3 separate regions of the Homo sapiens genome follow, and regions 1 and 2 are each linked to region 3. Evidence: chromatin loops called from intact Hi-C (ENCODE). Cell type or tissue: gastrocnemius medialis. All regions are shown on one strand. Links, peaks and the distances in the headings refer to the core of each region. The heading gives the core; the rest is flanking DNA. Region 1 has its middle 690 kb from the start of SNORD151. Region 2 has its middle 280 kb from the start of SNORD151. Region 3 holds the start of LOC124901628 (a long non-coding RNA gene).

The links. Peaks named below come from ENCODE experiments on the same cell type or tissue, not always from the same donor. Only the 100,000 strongest peaks of a DNase experiment are listed, where the experiment ranks them.
Region 1: a loop joins it to region 3, with 4 times the contacts of the local background. A loop is called at or near these places in 6 of 110 quality-filtered maps.
Region 2: a loop joins it to region 3, with 9 times the contacts of the local background. A loop is called at or near these places in 35 of 110 quality-filtered maps.

The regions. Positions count from the first base shown.
Region 1 is chr7:46,772,662-46,777,179 of GRCh38, forward strand. No RefSeq gene overlaps it. Among named protein-coding and RNA genes, the nearest start is that of SNORD151, 690 kb to the right of the region's middle. In gastrocnemius medialis, for the core only: no CTCF peak of the experiment used is centred there; a DNase peak (open chromatin) is centred at 2,120; H3K27ac peaks cover 2,199 bases.
Region 2 is chr7:47,180,612-47,185,129 of GRCh38, forward strand. No RefSeq gene overlaps it. Among named protein-coding and RNA genes, the nearest start is that of SNORD151, 280 kb to the right of the region's middle. In gastrocnemius medialis, for the core only: no CTCF peak of the experiment used is centred there; no DNase peak of the experiment used is centred there; H3K27ac peaks cover 2,052 bases.
Region 3 is chr7:47,252,821-47,257,338 of GRCh38, forward strand. LOC124901628 (a long non-coding RNA gene) reads right to left here and starts at 1,794. Exons shown (of 2, transcript XR_007060318.1): 1 at 1,571-1,794; 2 at 1-959. RefSeq lists a silencer at 1,676-1,855. In gastrocnemius medialis, for the core only: a CTCF peak has its summit at 1,792 (motif pointing left); DNase peaks (open chromatin) are centred at 961 and 1,701; H3K4me3 peaks cover 783 bases; H3K27ac peaks cover 1,440 bases.

The DNA of each region.
Region 1 (4,518 bases), core at 1,077-3,576, 480 kb before region 3:
CAGAATTGCTGGGGAAGCCTGGATCCTAGGGCCAGGAATGCTAAAATATACTATACTTAAAACTGAGAAGCTCTGAAGCTCTAGGACCTTGTAATCCTGCTTACTCACAGTGGGAGAGAAATGAGATTGGTGTCTATAAAATGGGATGTGGTTGCTGCAGGACCATTTTCTGGGGATTTTGGACCAACCTAGTTCTCCCTTTGTTTTGCTTGTAGTTTTCAAGAATAACTATAGTATGTGCTGGGAATGCAACATTCTAAAATTAGCAAGGAGCAGGCCAGAACAATCTGTGCTCTGTTCCGGCCCCTCTTCCCCCAAGTAGGATGTCCTTCAATTCTTTAGCCCAGCTCACAAGGCCCCAGAGTATACAATCCAGGGTGAGCTGTCTTTCAGAATCCCTAAGCTGCAGTGCAAATGGGGCACATAAAGAGGAGACACCATCTGCCCTGGGCAATTTTCTCAAGCTTTGGGGGACCAGCTCACAATGGATCCTAGGCTTCTGTTGGCACATGTTGCCAATCTGTACTTAATGAATCCATTTCATGTAACTTTCTGGGCTTGAGGGTTCTGTCTCACCAAACTCAGACAAGTTGGTAACCAGTGCACAGCAAATCGGCTTCACAGTTGCTCAGATGCTCATTTATAAGCTTGCATTTAAAACATGTCTGTAATAAAATGAATGTGAGATAAATAAACTAAGCCTACAAGTGGACATTAAGTAATTGACTTAGAATTTCATTCTGAAGAAGTAGAGTGTTAACTTATGGGAGCCCCTACAGGGGGATACACCTTGACACAGCTGACTTCACACAACCATTGCTGAAAGAAAGACATGTTGATTTTGCCTCAAATCAATCAATCAATAAAATATTTATAAATACCATAAAACCCCAATTTTTAAAAGAATTGTAATGCAATGTAAACAAGAGGGAGGCTCAATCCAAGCCAGCCCTTCCTCTCTCTCTCTCTCTCACTCCATAGTCAGCCTTCCAGCTGGCTGCATGGAGCTTGGTAGGTGGGATCAGGGTTTGGGTAAGGGTAAAAGGGGACATTTTTAAAGGATGCTGTTTGGCAGATGGCTCACTCCTCTAGGACTGGTGAAGCGAAGCGGCAGCAGGCATGCTCAGGGTCTACACATAGGTCTGGTCTGCAATGAGGAAGCCTCTAGGATAGACATAGAGGTTACTCTTTTTTCCCTTTTGGGCTAATGGTGAAACTTCCAGAATGCAGCATGAGGCTTTTGGTACTAACTCCTCCACCATTAAGTCCATCTGAGGATGATGACAGAGAGACAAATATATTGAGGGAGGATTATGCTCTAGGTGTAGACAAACTGGAAGACAGAAAGTTGTGTTAACGAATGTTCACATTACTTTTGAGGAGTGTGTGTGTGGGTGTGTGTTCTTGTGTGTCTGTGATGTATGTGTTTTAAGAGATTAAAAAAAGAATAATTGTATCAGAAAATATAGGCTGCCCACTTGAAGCCTTCTCATAGCAAAGAGTAATGAGGGCCTTGCAAGTCTGCCTGCCTTCTTGGTTCATTGGTTCCTATAAATACATGGATTTGGAAGAAGTATCAAAGATACACATTAAATCTTTTTTACATATCATGTATTTTTCTCAATAGATTAATAATGAACAAAACTCCTTTAGTCCTTCTGTATTTTATTTAGTTACACACAACATTAAAAACCCAATAAAAAAGAAAAGAAAAATATAACTCTTCCAAAAGTCGAATTTTTGATTGGTCCACACTTGCCCTCTGTCCCAAGATCCTTTTTTCCAGGATCTAACATAATAGGTCTAGTTTTACATTCTTTTTTAGTGCACTGTTTATATTAATATTGGCTTGTAAATGCTTGGCTGTGATAGACAGCATGTGAAGCTCCCTGTGATCTCTGAGTGGCTATGGTCTTGAATCCTGGGGATGAGCACTAATTTTCATTGTCATTACTCTATTGCACAATTACTTTTCCTTGTATTGCTAATAAGCAGCTTGTCTCTGGTTATACACTCTCACCTAGTTGGATTTTTTTTTCCACTGGAGTAAGAAAAGCTACATGAAGCAAGTAGAACAGAACAACTTGTTCCCTATGTGCTGGCCATTGGCCTGCGTGGGCATCCAGCCCTACCATGGAATATCTTTTCTGTAAGCAACAATAGAACCTCATTACAACTGGGATGCTTATGACAGGGCAAGAAGTCTCATAACTATGATTTTTTTCCTTTGTGCTACTCTTTCTACTGATCACTAGCAAACCTCCCCCCAAAATTGGGTATTGTATCTTTCCCTAAAGTTATCCACTTATCCATAATCTTCTTGAGCCAAAAGTGACTCCAGAAATCAATGTATTCAAGCAATATCATTTGATAATGTTGTTTATTCATCTAAAGTGAACTAATTATCTATCAAGATGTGAAAGTCTTATGGTATGCCCAATTCTTTTTTTCAAAGTACAATGAATTTCTTCAAAAGACTGTAACTGTAATGAGCCCTGAATTTCTACAAACAAGCTCATCCAAGAAATCTGTATACTGTCCAACACTCACCCTCCCAAAACAAAACTGGTCATCCCAGCTTCGACTCATCTATTATTTTATACAACAAATGGGAGAGATTTCCAGTTGTCCAGGCACTATGCTGTTTGTTGGGATTATAAAAATTCACCCAGTGAAAACATCCCTGTCTTCACAGTTATATTCTACTGAGCAAGGAACATATATAAACAAATAGTTACAATAGGGTATCAGAATGTTAATGATATAATTCAATACAGGGTAAAAATGAATACAGATTCAGCATCATCAGTTATTCCCTGGAACATCAGAAAAGACTTTAGAGAGTGTTAGTCACAAAACAGTCTAAATGTTCAATAAGAGTTTTTAGTTATGAAATGGGAAAGTGATCTCAGGAGAGATGTGACTAGATAATCTATGGTAGAAATTACACGATGACCTTGGGAAACTAAACTAATTGGGCATGGTCAAAATTTAAAATCTGATCTCTATTGCTATGAGAGTTGAGATAGGAGAGACAGGCAGGGGACTGGTAATGGGGACATGCTAGGAGCTTTCACTTCCTTCTCAAATCCTCCTCAACCTCACACAAATAGAGATTAGAGCCTTATGTCCCTAAGCTGCTTAAGTCTTCAGCTTTTAAGACTCCATAGTATACTATTCAAATTTCATAATCATACATTACAATGTGTTTTCAAGGACTATTATTTTATTTGTCTGAAACATTCTCTCATGGCTCATTATTTCACAACTGATCTTCGTGCATAAAACACTGTTTATGTGTAGCACATTCTATGAAACATAAAACCAATGTTTCCAAAGGCACTGTTTTATCATGGCTCATCTAGATTCCAAAGTCCACAATAACCCGGATGATCCATGTGGTCATATCATGCTCTTCACAAGTACATGCCTCTGCTTTATAACACTTGCAACAATATTGACTCAACTGTCCCAATTCCAATTCTTTCTGGGAGTGAGGGATTATGCTTCTCCTTGCTCTCAAACTCCATTCTAAGTCCTGAGTTTGTTCATTCTAAGTCTAAAAAAAAAAAATACATAAAAGAGAAACAACCCTCTTTATAACTTCAAAATACCTCAAGGTCACCAAAAATCTTACCTCTAGTATGAAGGACTTGACAATAATATATAATGACTACTTAAACCACAGGACTCCTAAATTCCATCAGATTAGAGGCTGTTACCTTAACATTTGGTGCTCAATGAGCATTTACTGAATAAGGTGAATAACTGATTAATCTCCTACCTTGTTCCATGAGGGCAGGGATCATACCTGATTTATTCCTGGCACTATGTCTGGCACAAAACAAATGGTTAATAAATGATTGTCAAATGAACTTCCCCTTTTCTTATGACACAAAACACAACCTTATGTTCTTGGTACATGATATACATTATGTTCTTCGTACATGATTATCACCACAGGACTACGTTATTTTTGCTGTCTCCTAGTGCCTTTATTTTATGAATACATGTCTTCTTCCTCTAACAGAAGGCAAACTTGTCATTATTTTCTTCTGCTTATTCAATGCAGCAAACATTCACTGAGCCTACCAGTTCTGTTATGCATTTAAAGGATACAACAATAAATAAGATGTAGTGACTCAAGGAACAAACTCATGAAACTAACATGTTAACACCTGATGAACACATTGTGTCCCAGAAAAGTTGATAGGAAAAGATGTTTAATTCTAATGAAGAGAAAATGGAAGACTCTGGAGAAAGGGTCTCTTGATTTGGCCATGTGGATGCAAGAACATCTATGAACAAAAGGGGGCAGCAAAGTTTGGGAACGTCTAAAAAAATGAGTGTAACTAAGATGTAGAATACATGAAAAAGAATAATGAGGGGAGAGGTGGAGCAAGGTGGCAGAATAGAATGCTCCACTTATCATCTCCCCAACAAGGACACCTATTTAACAACTATCTACACACAAAAAAACACCTTCATAAGAACCAACAATCAGGTGAGCACTCACAG
Region 2 (4,518 bases), core at 659-3,158, 72 kb before region 3:
CTACCTCATTTGGCAGAAAGTTAAGGCTCAGCGAGGCTAAACCACAAATACAGAGTTACCCAAGTAATAAGCAATAGAACTGGGACTGGGACCTTGGACTATTAGATCCCAAAGATGCTTGATCATCCCAGAGTGAGTCAGAGGCAGTTAGAGGATGAGATTCTTAGGCAAGGAAGGAAGTGAGATGCTAGAAGGGTCGCAAGGAAGAAAAAGAGAGAAAGAAAGGGAAGAAGGTTGGTGGTGGGACCTAAGCTCCAAACACTCTCCGTCCTCACCAGGATGGCTCAGGATGAACCCAGAGCTCTCACATAGATGGACAGACTCACAATGGCCAGGAAGGAAAAAAAAGGATGAAGACCACAAGTAGGTATAACCATGCACTTGCAGAGAAGAGGGGGCATATTGGGCTGTGAGATTGTATAACCAGTGCATCAAGGGACACGGAATCAGTGGCACCATTTCCTGAGTCTGCAGTATAAAGGTTAGCTGGCTGCCCAAGGAGAAACACAGCAAGTCAAAGAGAGGTCAGAGGTTTCTCCCTGAGGTCTTTATACAGAGATCATGATGTAGCGTAGTCAAGGACAGCCTCACCGATGTCCTCATGGCGAGCAAAGTCATGCATTTTACAGGGCTCTGTCTTAGAATGTCCCTGCAATGTACATTACATTTTAGGAGCATTCAGGAAAAGTACTGCAATAAAAGAAAGCCATGTGGTCCCCAGAGCACTCTGATGATGTGGCTTAAGGCTGGGACCAAATGAACAGTATTGAACACTAGCAAATGCCTAGGTGCTTGTCTCCGTGAGTTTTCTTTGCGACGCATTTTGACAAGCGTGGGATAGCTCTGAGTTTGACATTTTATCTTCTGAGATGAAGCTGGAGAGAAGCCAGTCCAGGCATCCCGTGCTGCAGTGGCTTTTAGGGGAGCTGAGGACGGCAGTCTTCCTGTGTCCAGGCCCCCCAACCAACCTCCTCCACAGATGGGCAGAAGAATCTCAGTGAACTGCATTAAAATTGGTCTTTACCCCATGAAAGATTGGCAGTGGTGCAGGAAAAAGAACAAAGGGCCAAGCCTCAGTCTCCCCATCATCAAATTAGAAGAGTTAGCTAGATCCGTGATTTCAAACTTCCCTCAATCCAGCTCCCTGCTCAGCCCTGTCCCAGCCCGGCCCCAGAGTCCTTCCCTGAGTGCTGCAGCTGCAGCAGGACTGAGAATTCCCACCCTGAATGCTACAGCTGCTTCCCAAGTATGAAGCTGAACAAATGAATTTTCTCACCAACTTGCTCACATGTCTGACCTGACAGTGCACCTGTACCTCAGCTCCTCCTCTCTGCAGTCCGCCTAGGGCCCTCCCCACTACACTAAAGAGAGGCGTTACCTGTCCTAGGAATAGCACACTGTTCCCTGCTCTCCCCCCACCATGCCCCAGCAGCTTCCCAAGCTTGGCATTCCTACCAATTCATGTAAGCCAATCCCAAAGGACTCTATTTATAGTTTTCAAATATTGGCACATGAGCTGCTTCCAGCCTGCCAGGTACTTTCTGAGAAAGAACACAGTACAGCTCTCTCTTGCTCGCTCTGCCTCTCTCCCTCCTACCTCTCTCCTTCTGTGTGTGTCTCTCTCTCTCCCCAAATGCTGCTTTTAAGCCTATCAGCCCCTTCACCAGGGACTGTGAACACAAAGACCAATGCAAAAAACATCTTCAACTGAAGCCATTCCAAATTGGAAACAAGCCACCATCCATGGAGAGTTTGGGATGGTTTGGAAAAAAGTATTTTGCTATTGCCAAAGTTCTAATTCAGCATCCTTTGAAATCTTACATTCAAGAAGTAGTCCTTATATAACACAAATTTGGTGAGAACATTCCAATGCTCATCATTCAGGTGTCAGGAAAAGATCCAAATAATAAAAAACTTAAATGAGTCCTTATTTTTTTTTCCACTGGGGCACATATGGCATTCACATGTAAGAAACACTCATAAATGTGTGCCCAGTATTACCCACGACTCACTGGAACCCCAGGCCAGGGGTGGGGACCACAGACACTGAGTGATGGTACAGGAAGAGGAAAGGGGTAGGCCTCCTCCACTGGGCAATGGTTTACTTCTGTGACAACAGGGTCTCCATAGCACAGCATGGTGCCCAGCATGATGATGGGCATCGTTCCTGCACCCTGGGGTCCCCAGAGCTGTTTGGGGTCCCACTGATGGGATGCAAGTAGAGATACCGGACAAGAGCTGGAGTGAGCTGAGGCTGCTAATGTTGCCCCATGGCAGGCATCAAAAGTTTCTTCCTGCCCAGGCTGGGTTGGAGCAAGGAAGACCCTAAGCCTCCCCAGCATCTACCGTATTGTTAGATCTGGAAGTGGGAGCCCTCAGAGAGTATAACTTTGAACCCTATCACAAAATGCTGATATAAGACACAAACAGAGAGCATTCCCCTCTCTGTGCCTTGGCCCACACCTGGGATTGGTGGAGCCTCACATCTCTATGACCTTTAACCTTCACCATCACTGCAGTTGCCTGACTTCTCTTGTTGCCAGAACACACAGAGCTCATAACCAGGGAGCATTTGCAGGTATTTCTGCCTCTGTCTGGAATGCTCTGTCTCCTCTCCTTTTCACTCTGCCACCTGGCTCTCCCTGTTGGAAGGGCCACTATCTGAAACTGCCTTATGTCTTCATATGTTTCACGTGTGCAGCTGTCTCCCCTAGTAGAATGTAAGCTTCAGGGGACAAGGCACTGTTTTATTTATCACCATACCTCCTGCATTTAGCATGTTAATTAGTCATAGTATTTGTTCAATTAGACATGGCAAATTGATACTAGCTACTCTTTATTGAGTACCTATAATGTTGTCAGAGAGTTCACATGCCTTCTGGGAAGTTCCCAGAACAATTCCATGAGACACAAACCTCACACCCAGCTTCAGTCAAGCTGGAATACTATCATTAATATATGCAAATTCAGTAAAGGCAGCTTTATATGAAAGTAAGGTACCATTCCCTGAGCCTTCTAATGGGCCATCTGACCAGGGGAGCAGTGGGAGTAGAGAGAAGTGGGTGAGTCCCAGGGTCAGATGTGGAGGGTGAAGCATGTTCACATGTCTGTGCTCCTAGGAATGTACCCCTGCATCTGGGGTGATGCTTCAGCCTCACCCACAGTGCCCTACACACCTGTCATGCACCATTTACTGGAATGGGTTGTTAGGAGAACGTTCTGCACATTTACAGGGTTTAACCTTCATCCTGGAGAAAAATCACAGCCCTCAAGCTTCAAAGATTCTCATAGAAAATTTCTGGAAAATAGAGATCTCTAGAATTACAAGTCAGAATTGATGTGATTCTTCTGAGACTGAACTTGGAACCAATACAAATGAGAAAAAAGCAGAAAGAATGTGCGCCAGACCCACGTCTGCCCCACCCCCCGCCACTGCAGCCTTCTACTCCTCCCCACCCCGTCCTACAGAATCCAGTTCTGACCACCGCTGTCACTCAGCGTCTCTCCAGTTATCCCCAAGGGGCTCGTCAGTACCAGAGAAATGTAAACTAGAACCACGATCCAGTGCCCCTTTGAACCATCAAACTGGCAAAATATAAAAAATAAGAAACCAAGCATTGGTGAGGATGTGGAGCAGTGGAAACCCCCCTACACTTCCAACTGGAAGGTAACGTGGCCCAACCACCTGGAAAATCAATTTGACAAAATTTAACAGAACAGAGCATATACAGACTCTACAACACAGTCATTCCACCCAAAAGAGACAAGTGCCCATGTGCTTGGGAGACGGCCAGCTGTGCAGAATGGCTCTCTGCCCACTGGAAACCAAGGAGGGAAGGCAACAGCCAGCACTCCCTCGGGAGTACAATTAATAAACAGGTTGTGGTATCTTCTTCGCACATGAAATATCATAGAGCAATACCAGTAAATGAACTCACCACATCTGCAGGCTTAAGAAAAATCATAAGACCAAACCAGAGAAATTAATAAACTACAGTTACATCAACAAGTTACAATGTTTCAAACACATACTATTGCCTGAATAAAAAGTCAGTTTCAGAATGGTGGACACATTGTAATTCCATGTACATAAATTTCACAGTAGGCTCCACTAAGCAACTAAGCAATGCATTGTTTTGAAGAGTGGATGTCTGAGATTAGACTATAAAGCAAAGGAATGTGATTAACATGAAATCCCAAGCAGGGGTCCTCTGGGGTGGGAGAGGAGGAGGCATCTAGAACACCTGGGGAAAGGTGTGCAGAGATATTTAAGGGTATTGTGTGGGGAATTCTATAGGAATTATTTGCGTTAATTATTATTATTAATATTCTTTAAAATGTACAATATGTTTATATAGTCTTTACTCTTTAGAAGACATTTCACAATTTAGGGAATTAAAAATACAAAAGTAATGAGTCCTTCATGTTACGACATTCCTGACATAAGCATAACACACTATAAGTAGATCCGTAAGACTCAATGACTAATTTTCCCCTTCTAAAAGAAGGAAATTAAGA
Region 3 (4,518 bases), core at 703-3,202:
GAGATCTGATGGTTTTATAAAGAGGAGTTCCCCTACACAAGTTCTCTCTCTTTTCCTGCCGCCATCCGTGTAAGACCTGACTTGCTCTTCCTTGCCCTCCACCACGATTGTAAGGCCTCCCCAGTCATGTGGAACTGCAAGTCCACTAAACCTCTTCTTCTTCCCATTCTGGGGTATGTCTTTATCAGCAGCATGAAAACGGACTAATACAAGGTGCCACTGCACTCCAACCTGGGAGACAGAGCAAGACTCTGTCTCAAAATGAATAAATAAATAAATAAATAAATATAAATAAAATAAAAATTGAGGGGTTTGGAAAGGCACTTCTCAACAAACAAACCTTACTTGGGCACATTTGGATTATAAAAAATAAACCCCTTCTAAAAACTATAAAAAATAAAAGGGGCAGAATCAATAATTTATCCTGATTTTTCTGCAAAAACTATTTCAGGGACACAAAATCAGATAATTACAACAAGTAAATGCCTGAAGTAAATAAATAGAGTAATTCTAGCTAGTACACAAAAAGGAAAAAAATAGAATGTTGCCATGGTGTGACCCCCTTAAGTTACAATACTAAGAGGTCTTTACTCGTCATAACAGGAATAGTCTGGTGTTCTGGGGAAGGTGTTAATACCAGAAATAGGGGAGCAGGGGAAACACCCCAAGTTTGCTTGGTAGGATCTTGCAGAGGAGGCTCAGGAGCTGAACTGGATAATTCAAACAAGTCATCTGGCTTCTCAAAAGTCCTCATGGGGAAGTGTCAGATCATGCAGGTGTCCACAGTGGACTGGGACCTGGGCAGCACTGAGTTCCCCTTACTGACTGCACCATCCATGAGCTGAGCCTGCCTTCTGGGGAAGGAGGGGCATCTCCAGGAAGGGCAACCGGGCCAGGTCAGAAGGCCTCCTGTGTCTCCGGGGCAGTGTGGTCTTCTTTCAGGAGAGAGTGAGTCATCACTGAAGGAGAACAGAGCGAAGGCTGCACAGTCCAGCAGTACTGGGCCCAGACTCTCAGCCCCTTTCTGGCCCTGCCACGCTAAGATAGGATCATCTCCCTCATGGATGCAGCTGATGTGTGCGTGAGCACACGCTTGCCAGGCAACTGGCCAGCACCGGCTGTCTCTGCAACGCGGAATTTACAAATGCCCTTCCCGTGAGGAAGGAAGAGTAACCCGATTGATTCTCCGCTACCAAGCAAGCCCTCTGCCACTTTACAGTGCAGTAACTGCTTACAATGATTCCCCTTCTCGGGAATCGCTTTTCTAGCTCTTCCTCTACAGTCGGGGAGCTGAGCCCCCAGAAGCCAGCAGTCACACTAGTAGGGCAGGGCAGAGCCCGCTTGACCCCTTCCTTGGGAGGGGGGCCTAGCGCCGGGGCGCGTTTCCTCTTCGCGCTGCCCTGTCCTGGCCCGCCACTGGAGCCGGTAGCCCGCAGGGCAGCGGGGGCGGAGGCGACCCTGGGGGTGGCCTGTGGGCCCCCCTGCGAGATCTCGACGGTTCCTATCTATTCCATTCTCCCTCCCCGTCTCCCTGAGCCCCGCCCCTGGGTCCCTTGCTGGAGCCGCTCACCCCCTCCCCCGCAGGCGTTGTGCTGGGCCCGGGGCAACTTCCCCAGAACGTCCGGCCACCCTGCGCGGAAGCACGCCTGGCAGAGCTGCTGAGCCAGGCTCAGGTCGCGGAGTAGCGGCGCTCCGGACCGGCGGAACACGGCGTCCTCGGCTCAGCTTCGGAAGCGCCCCCGCCCCGCCCGGCGAGCCCGGGAATGGCGCGCGCGCCCCCTGCCGGCCACACCGGGACCAGCGGCACCCACAGAGGGCGCGCGGGCAGGGCGCGAGGCGGCAGGCCCCTCTCTTCCTCCCGACCCTCGCAGGCTGAGCACATCAAAAGGCAGGCTTCCTTATGGGTGCTTTCGTTGAAATTCAGCATTGTGGCCAGTCTTGAAAGTACAAAAAAAAAAGAGGGCAAATGTGCTGCACCACTTTAACACAACTTCAGTGACCCTGTTGTCTTCTTCTCTCAGATCTTCCTTCTGCTGCTGTATCTGCATTTCCTCATAACGCCAACAATAATGAGAGCATGGCCCGGGAACCCGCAAACTTTTTTCTGGAAAAGGCCAGATAGTAAATGTTCCTGGTTTTGTGAGCAAGATGGAAAATCGCCCATAGACAATATGCTGAGCCGACTGAGCCTGTGCCAGTCCCTGGGAGCCGACGCTAACTGGAAACAGCCAGGCCAGTTGTGCAAACTGCCCACTTGTTCATTAAATCGAGGCAGGTGTGACTTCAAGGCTACCACTCTCTGGTCCTTGTCAGGTGCAGGCTCTGTTAGAGGTTCCTGCCACATCCCTGCCTGGGCCACAGGGCCGTCCCTGGGTCCCCAGGTGTCTCTCCAACCATAACCCTGCCTGGGCCCTGCTATGTCATTTGAGCCATGAGGCCCCTGAAGATCAGTGGCCCCTGCTGCCCTGGGCCCACAACCTGTCACTAGCCTGTTGGGGTTTAAGGGTGAAAAGAAAGACCTCAGACACACATATGTGCACATGCATGCACAAACACACGCATGCACGCACACACACGAACATGCACCAACATGCGGACCCACTAACCCGGAACCACTGGGTTTCTGTGGCAGTGAGAGTAGGAGAAAGGCCTAGGATGCAGCTTGTAGTGAACTCTTATAATTCCATGTTACCATTCCCAACAGAGGTTTAACTTTTTCCTACCAGAGGCAGGGCTTACTCACCCTTAACACAGTTTCCAGCTCTCCACCTCCTTCCAGTTCCTCAATGTGATCAATCCAGACATCTGCCTTATACAAACACCTCCTGGTGACCACTGCCCTACGAGACAGCTGGATACAACCTACTTGACTCACCCCACTGACCCCACATGGACCTCACAGATATGCTGCAATGACCACCTCTCAGTCATGGCGTGATTACATGGAACCGGTGCCTGCTTGCTCTAAACCCATCAATTAGAACTCCCTATGGGAAACCTGCCTGGGGTAGACCCCTGGACCCCACTTAAGGCCTCAGCTTACAGGTCCTCCTCTCTCTCGATCCCCACCCAGTGGTTGTGTGTGTGTGTGCCCCAGGCAGCTCCCTCCATTCCGCTAGCCATGTGAGGTATTCTGCCTTCTTCTCTCTGGGATCTGTGAGGAATATGCTGCTTCTGTGACTCTATGTGCTTTGTCCAGTTGCCTCCTCTGTCTCCCCGGACAGATGCACCAGAACCTAGCTCCTCTCCTAGTCAGGGCTGGCCTAAAGAGTGGCTATCTTATTGGGAATAGCTGGAAACAGGTCAGATGGGAGCCACAAGGAGTCTGCCAGTATGAACAAGATTCCTGTGAGAGCAACACCAGACCATGGGTCTCACCCTCAGGCATGAGGCCACCTGCCAGGATAAAGAAGAATCTTGTGAAAGGCGTGCTGTACACATCCACCACCAAATCCCCGAGGCCCATTAGGTGGGGCACAGTTTATAGGAACTCTGCAGAAAGAGACCACAAGACCAAATCAGAAAGAATCACAACAGCCTCAGCCACATGGTTCCCTCCATGAGCAGAGGCACCCACAGCACCGAGGAGAGGGGAGGGGAGCTGAAGAAAGGGGAGGGGAGAGTAGGAGAGGATGTCTTCAAGCCACCCTGTTTTCAGCCCCACAGGCCCCGTGATATGAGAAGCACAGAGGGTTTCTCCAAGTACAGAGAACAAAACAGGAATAATCCTCTAGTTCTCCTTCCACATCCTCATCCTAGGGCATTTTTATTTATGCAGAGTACACACTCCCTGTCTTGTACCTCACTTTCCTAGGTGAGGGTGCCCCCTAACATGCTGGCTTGGTGGGTGTTTTCCTGGGTCATCCCCAGCGGGCACCTGAGCCTGGGCTATGCAACCTGCTGCCTCCTCCTTGTAGGAGCCCCCTCTCCCAGCTGTAGGTCTCTTCCTCTCAAAGGACTCAGCATCAGCCTCATGCAAGAAATATCCTTGGGAAACAGTGGCCTGACAAGAAGGGTGAGGGTGAAGGAAAGGCTAAGAATTGGGCAGCCAGGAGATGGCTAGAATTGGCTAAGAATTGGAAAAATTGGAAAAGGCTAAGAATTGAGATGGAGACGGTGAGGGAGGAGGGAAAGGAACAGTGGACCCACTTTGCTGATAAAGGAGCTTAGGTCAGAACAGCCTCCAGACACAGAGAGGAATGGCCTCCAGGTATGAGGGCAGCAGAGGGGCTGGAAATGGGAAAGAAGAGTGGCCTCCAGGTATGAGGGCAGCAGAGGGACTGGAAATGGGAAAGAGTACAGGGTGTGGAGGAAGAAGGGGCAGCCACATCACTGCAGGAGACTCTGGACAAAGGAACATTTTCCTCCAAGTACCCAAGGTGCTTTGGTATGACACCATCTGGTTGTAAATTGATTTAAGGATAGGAACAGAAATTTGATCAAAAGTCAGAAATATTTTCATACCTTTGACCAAATCGTCCTCCTTACTCACTGGAATTTACATCAAAGAAGTGACAT